Linked DNA regions of Mus musculus: region 2 is linked to region 1. Evidence: chromatin contacts called from ENCODE POLR2A ChIA-PET data. All regions are on one chromosome and are shown on one strand. The core of a region is the stretch at or near the end of the contact, and the rest is flanking DNA. Distances in the headings are between cores, read along the strand shown.

Region 1 (2,813 bases), core at 187-2,686:
TTTAGAGATGAAAAAAGTGCATTTTTAATGGTCAGAGTTTGTACAACTTTTATCTACATATTCACTCTAAAAATGCAGTACAAGCTAACAATCCCATAGTTAGCACTACAGCACTCACGGCAGGATTTCATGGTAAGGAAAGTGTAATTAAAACCACCAGCATTTGGTTTGGTAGCAGTTTCCATCTGTGGACATCAAAGCAACTTTTAAACACATTAATTACAGCCTTCCTAACTATCCTGTTTACTATCAGCAGAGTACAAGCATGAACATGGGTCTACTATACCAAACTACACAAAGTATACATTTAAATTGTAAAGTCCATGCATAATTAGAGACTATTTTGTATTAAGGTCTGAGGAGAACCTACCCTTCCCTGTATACTACTTAGTAAACTATTAAATCATTACTAGTGGGGCTGGAGGATGGCTCAGTTGTTAGAACTTGTTTGCTCTTGAAGACACCAATACACATAAAATAAACCTAAAAAAAGATTACGACCAGTATTAGTTTAAGTTCTTTATCTTTATACTGTTTGAGTTTGTGTGTTGTTTTTGCTTTTGGTTTATATTTGTTCCCTTGGCTGTCCTGGAACTTGCTCTGGAAGACCAGGACAGTCTCATCCAGCTGCCTCTGCCTCCTGAGTGCTGAGATCAAAGGGTGCACTCCCCACCCCCAGCCCCAGCCCTGTCTTCAGACTGTTAATACCATAAAGAAAGGCACTGGGGATGGGCAACTGGACTCCTTGGTTAGCAGGTGCTGTATTCTCCCTCATTACCCTTTCTGTCTTGGGAAAAAAGACTATTAGAGTAACAGCCAGCCAGACTACTCTTTTGCCAGCTACAGCCATCCTCAACATTCCATGGATACCTTGAGACAACTAAGCAGACTGCAGCTGACTGCCTTGGCTCCTGAAGGCACAGCCCCAGCCAAAATTGTGTGAAACAGTTTGCACCAAATTTTTCCTTTCACAGTCCTGAGTGAAATCTAGATGACCTTGAAATCATTTCCACTTTGGCCAAAAGGAAGCACTTTTCCCTCAGAGAGGTGATTGGTTCAACTCAGTGGCTATGATGAGTACAAAGAGATAATGTTCAAACAAGTGGATGTGAATGACCCAAAACAAAGGGGATGATGGGTGCAAAGGCGGCTTCTGGGGCTCTATAAAGCTGGTCAGGCTCACTGAGTGAGCCAGCTGGGAGACACTCTCCTGTGCTGCTTCCCCTAAAACTGCAGCATTAGGCGCAATAAAATGCTTCTCTAAATGGTCTTTCTTGCCTACTTTCAGTAATGTGGCTGAACTGGTCGCCAGAGGGAGGTGGGAGAGGAGAGAGGCAGGGGCAGTAGCAGCAGCAGCGAGCAGAAACAGCAGAATGGCAGTGGTGCTGACAATGAAAGCCCCACAGATGAAGAGGCTTAAACAGCTGAAGAAGCAGCTGTAGTCCTGCAGAGTGGCAGTCCTGGCCTGTGCTCTTGACTTCTGGGTGGCTCCCAAACGGCCCAGCTCACAACCCATCCCCACTTCCCCAGGCCTGAATTCATACCCAAACTATTCCCAAATATCCCAGCATGCACCAGAGTGGGGGCAGGGGGACACTACGGACACACGGCTCCTTGACAACTTTAGAAGCAACTGAACAAACAGTTCAAATGGACGGGAAGGAAGAAGAAAGCAGAAGGAGAGCATATGTGACAAGAGGATTATGCATATGAAGGATCAAAAGTGTGTGTGCAGAAGTAATCAACAGATACTGCAGGTTAGCAGGTTCCCACAGAATTGTAGTAAGTCTTCATTGCCCATGCTGAGGGGTTATACCAACGACTACTTAGTAGTTAAGGCCTACACAGGGCCTATAACATTTATAGGGCTAAGGATTCCAATACCCAGAAACTGGAGGACTAGAACCCTAGAGGGTACCTCTGGCTTCTGCTACCTTACTGGCAAAGCTTGCAGTTACTAAACACCAATGCAAAAAAAAAAAAAAAAAAAAAAAAAAAAGGCTGCTTAGAGACCAGCATTTGAAGAATTTCCCCTTTCCTACACACAACTTCTATCTGGGTAGAACAAAATAGTCCTCAGCCAGCTACTGGTGACAACATCCTTATGAAAAGAAGACTGGTAATATATATAATATCCTTGCTCAGCATACACAAGATTCTGATTTCAATTCCCCAGCATCAGAAAATTCAACAATTAAGCAACAATAACTAAGTACTCAGGTATGATGGCTCAAAACTTGTAACACTGGTACTTAAAAGCTGACACAGGAAGAGTGCCCCAAATTCAAGGTCAGCCTAGAATATGAACAAGACATCAAAACTGTAGGGGACCGGTGTTAGCATTCTGTTTAAGCTCCTTCCCACAGTTACCTGCCAACAGCCAGGTAGGCCTGACCCACTATAAAGGGGGCTGTTTGCCCTCTCCTCCCTCTCTTGCCCTCTTGGGCTCTTCTCTTCCCCCATCCCTTCCCTACACCCTCCCCCCACCCCACCCCCCCCCCCGCGCGCGCGCACACACACACACACACACACACACACACACCTTTATTTCTCTACTCCCTCTCTCTGCCTTTCTCTGCCTCTACTACCCTCTTAACTCCCCTCCCCATGTCCTGAATAAACTCTATTCTACACTATACCATCATGTGGCTGGTCCCCCATACCTACCACACATCCATAGAACATATTCATATTTTCTCTCTCTCTCTCTTTCTCTCTCTCTCTTTTTATAAACATACCAGTGGGGCAGTAAGAGTGGTTAAGAGTGCTTGCTACAGACAACTAGAGCTGAGTTCTGTGCACACAGGATAGAT
Region 2 (2,813 bases), core at 146-2,645, 260 kb after region 1:
CCTCCAAGTGCTGGGATGAAAGGCGTGGGCCACCATCACCAGGCACCAAACAATTTTTTATTGCCTCAAGTTTTTTTTTTTTGGAAAGGATCTTGTTAAATAGCGCAGGCTTGCCCAGAATTCTTAGCATTACTGTTTCAGACTGGGATTCTAGGTATGCGAGACCACACCCAGGCACCGCTACACTGTAACTACAAGTGACTGACTGACAAGTAACTGTTTCAACATAAAGTTTAAGAAAGATGTTCTTTCAAATCTAACGAAGGAGGATACTCCACTGTTACAGCAAATCTCTCCAACCCAATTATGCTCTGGCAATGAAAACACGACACAATTAGTATGAATACATGCTGTGCGCCTAGATTGGGCAGATCTACAACCACTACACTACCATCTTCCACATCTATGAGACCACTTAGAACTTGCGTTTTCTCCAGGCCATGTTCTTCTGTTCTGCTTTTCTTCTTCCTCCTCCTCTGCCTTCTCTGTCTCAAACCTCCTTCCTTTCTTTCCACTCCACTTTCCCTTTCTCTGCCCAATCATCAGCTTTCCTTTATTTTACAAATTAAGGTGGGAAGGTTTACAAGAAATCACCTAAGTGCTGACTCATTCCTTGTTCACAACTCCTCACAGGAGAACAGAATTGACATCAAATATAATTAGCCCCAGGGCAATCCACAACACCCCACCAAAAATCATGTAAATCCTTTGCAATGAGCTACACTAGGCTGACCTGTAATGTGTCCAGCACCTCATTAATGAGCATGTCTGTTTATTAAAAGATTTGGAACTATCGCTTCTCAGTCTTCTAAGATCAAGTGTAAAAAAAATCTGAAACTAGGGCAGGCGTCGTAAAAAAAAAATCAGGTTCAGTTCCAATGAAGAGGCTTGTCAGAGTGTGCAATGATAGAGGCCTACTTCCGGATCTCGCCTCCACCCCGCAACGCCCTCCTCCTCTGCCCCGTGCTGGGAACCGCTGGGAATCAGCCGCCCTGGCCACGAAGGGGCCTCTGGGCGTACCAGACAAGTCGCGCGGGCTCGGGTTTGCCTAGCGGAAATGCACAGGGCCCAGCACCACCCTCCCTGCCACGCGCAGGGCGGAACTCCCGCCGATACCACTCCCGGGGCTCGAAGGAAGAAACTGGGACGTTGAGGACGCAGGGCTGGCTGGAGCAGCAGCGCGTGGCACGCGCCTAGTCCTACCACGCATGCTCCGCGCTTGAAAAAAAAAAGTTTCAGCCCCGCCCCCTTCTTCTTCTGAGGCCCGCCTACCGGGCCCTGGGAGCTCTTCTGCGCATGCTTACTAGGCCAGGTCCCGCCCCTGCCCCGCCTTTTCTGTGCCTTCGGAAGTTCCTTATTAGCTTCCCTCTGCTCTGGCTAGATCGGCACTCCCGCGCATGCTCCACCCCCTGGGCTCCGGCCCCTCCTTTGGTGCGGCCCTCTCTCCCCTCCCCCGCCAGCCTGCGAGCTCGCTTGGCCTGGCCGGCCTGGCGGGCGACGTTCCCTGTGCGTGCAGGCGCTTGACTTCACTTCCGGCTAACGCGCTCCGCTTTGCCCCCTGGCCCCGGATGGTGACTGGCTGTGGTGCTGCACCTCCCGGGACTGTCACTGAGCGGCTTCCCAGTGTGATTGTGCTGAGCGCAGGCCGGAAGATGGCGGCTGCGGCTGCGGAGGCCTCGGGCCCGAGCTGCTCCTCCGCGGCGGCGGCGGCAGGGGCGGGGGCGGCCGGGGTCTCCGAGTGGCTGGTGCTGCGGGATGGCTGCATGCGCTGCGACGCCGACGGGCTGCACAGCCTCTCCTACCACCCGGCGCTTAACGCCATCCTGGCCGTCACCAGCCGCGGGACCATCAAAGTCATCGACGGCACGTCCGGGGCCACCCTTCAGGCCTCGGCGCTCAGCGGTGAGCGCGGCACGCCGGGCGGGGGCTGGGCTGGGCCGGCCGCGGGCGGAGACGGGTTGTGGGGATGCTGGTGGAGGAAGCCTCCCAGCCTCCGGGATCGGGATCGGCCTCGGAGGGACAGCGTGGAGCGGGAGGGTCGGAGAGGCCCGGAAGCTACGGCCGAGGACCTTCGGACTCGGAAAGCAGCAGCTTTTGGGGACGGGAACTCGGTTTGGCGGGGTGCGCTGCGAGTTGCTTTTCGGGCCTTTTGCATCTGAACCGGCCTGGTCCTGTGGGAGAGATGTGGAGGCCTTGGAGGTCGGTGCTGGTGAGGACCGGGCCCTCGCTGGCCTCTTGGACGAGATTTTGGGCTAGCTCCGGGCTGGACCAGAGGGAAGGGCTGGCAGTCTTGGCGGTGGCGGGAGAGATGGGTGGCCGGAGGCAAGGGGCGGGAAGCGTCCAAGCCGGCTGTCTTGCCCTCTTTTCCCGGCGAGTAGCGGCCCGCCGGTTGTCGTCTGGTCCTGTAGGTGCGGGGACCTCCGAGGGTTGCGCTTTCGCACAGGGGGCGGGCTGGAGTGGGCACTGGGATGGGGAGGTCAGTAGGAGAGGGAAGGCCAGCTGCCTGAACTGTGCTTGCTGGACTATGGGACTCGCAGAGTGCAAAAAAAAAAAAAAAAAAAAAAAAGAAAAAAAAAAGGTTAGTATCGGTCCTCTAGCTCTGAGTGCTCCCTCCTTCCAGTGTCAAGAAGCCTAGGCCCCTTGTAATTAGGTGGAACTTCAAGCCCTTTCAACTTGTTTTAGCATAGAGAGCTAGAGATTGGTAGTTGTAAGTATGTCTGGGTCTCCTCCACCTTGGAAGGAGAGCACTTGGGTGGTGGAGACGTTGGTTCACATATTGGACTTTCAGGATGTACCAGGTCAAAGCTCGTTCA

What was found. ChIA-PET counts read pairs that join two places held with the same protein, here RNA polymerase II (POLR2A).
Region 2: POLR2A ChIA-PET joins it to region 1 with 11 read pairs in Patski. The contact joins the promoter of Birc6 here to the enhancer-like site in region 1. POLR2A ChIA-PET finds 5 or more read pairs at or near these places in 2 of 5 experiments (Patski and embryonic stem cell).

What each region holds. Positions count from the first base shown.
Region 1 is chr17:74,263,856-74,266,668 of GRCm38, forward strand. The region is part of intron 1 of Memo1 (mediator of cell motility 1); the gene reads right to left. Among named protein-coding and RNA genes, the nearest start is that of Gm52299, 11 kb to the right of the region's middle. Within about 2 kb of position 1,437, at least 2 of the 3 ENCODE cell types and tissues checked have a DNase peak (open chromatin) inside an H3K27ac peak, as active enhancers do.
Region 2 is chr17:74,526,900-74,529,712 of GRCm38, forward strand. It overlaps Birc6 (baculoviral IAP repeat-containing 6), which reads left to right and starts at 1,396. Exons shown (of 73, transcript NM_007566.3): 1 at 1,396-1,902. The coding sequence starts at 1,569. It overlaps Gm31645 (a long non-coding RNA gene), which reads right to left and starts at 1,301. Exons shown (of 3, transcript XR_385765.4): 1 at 734-1,301.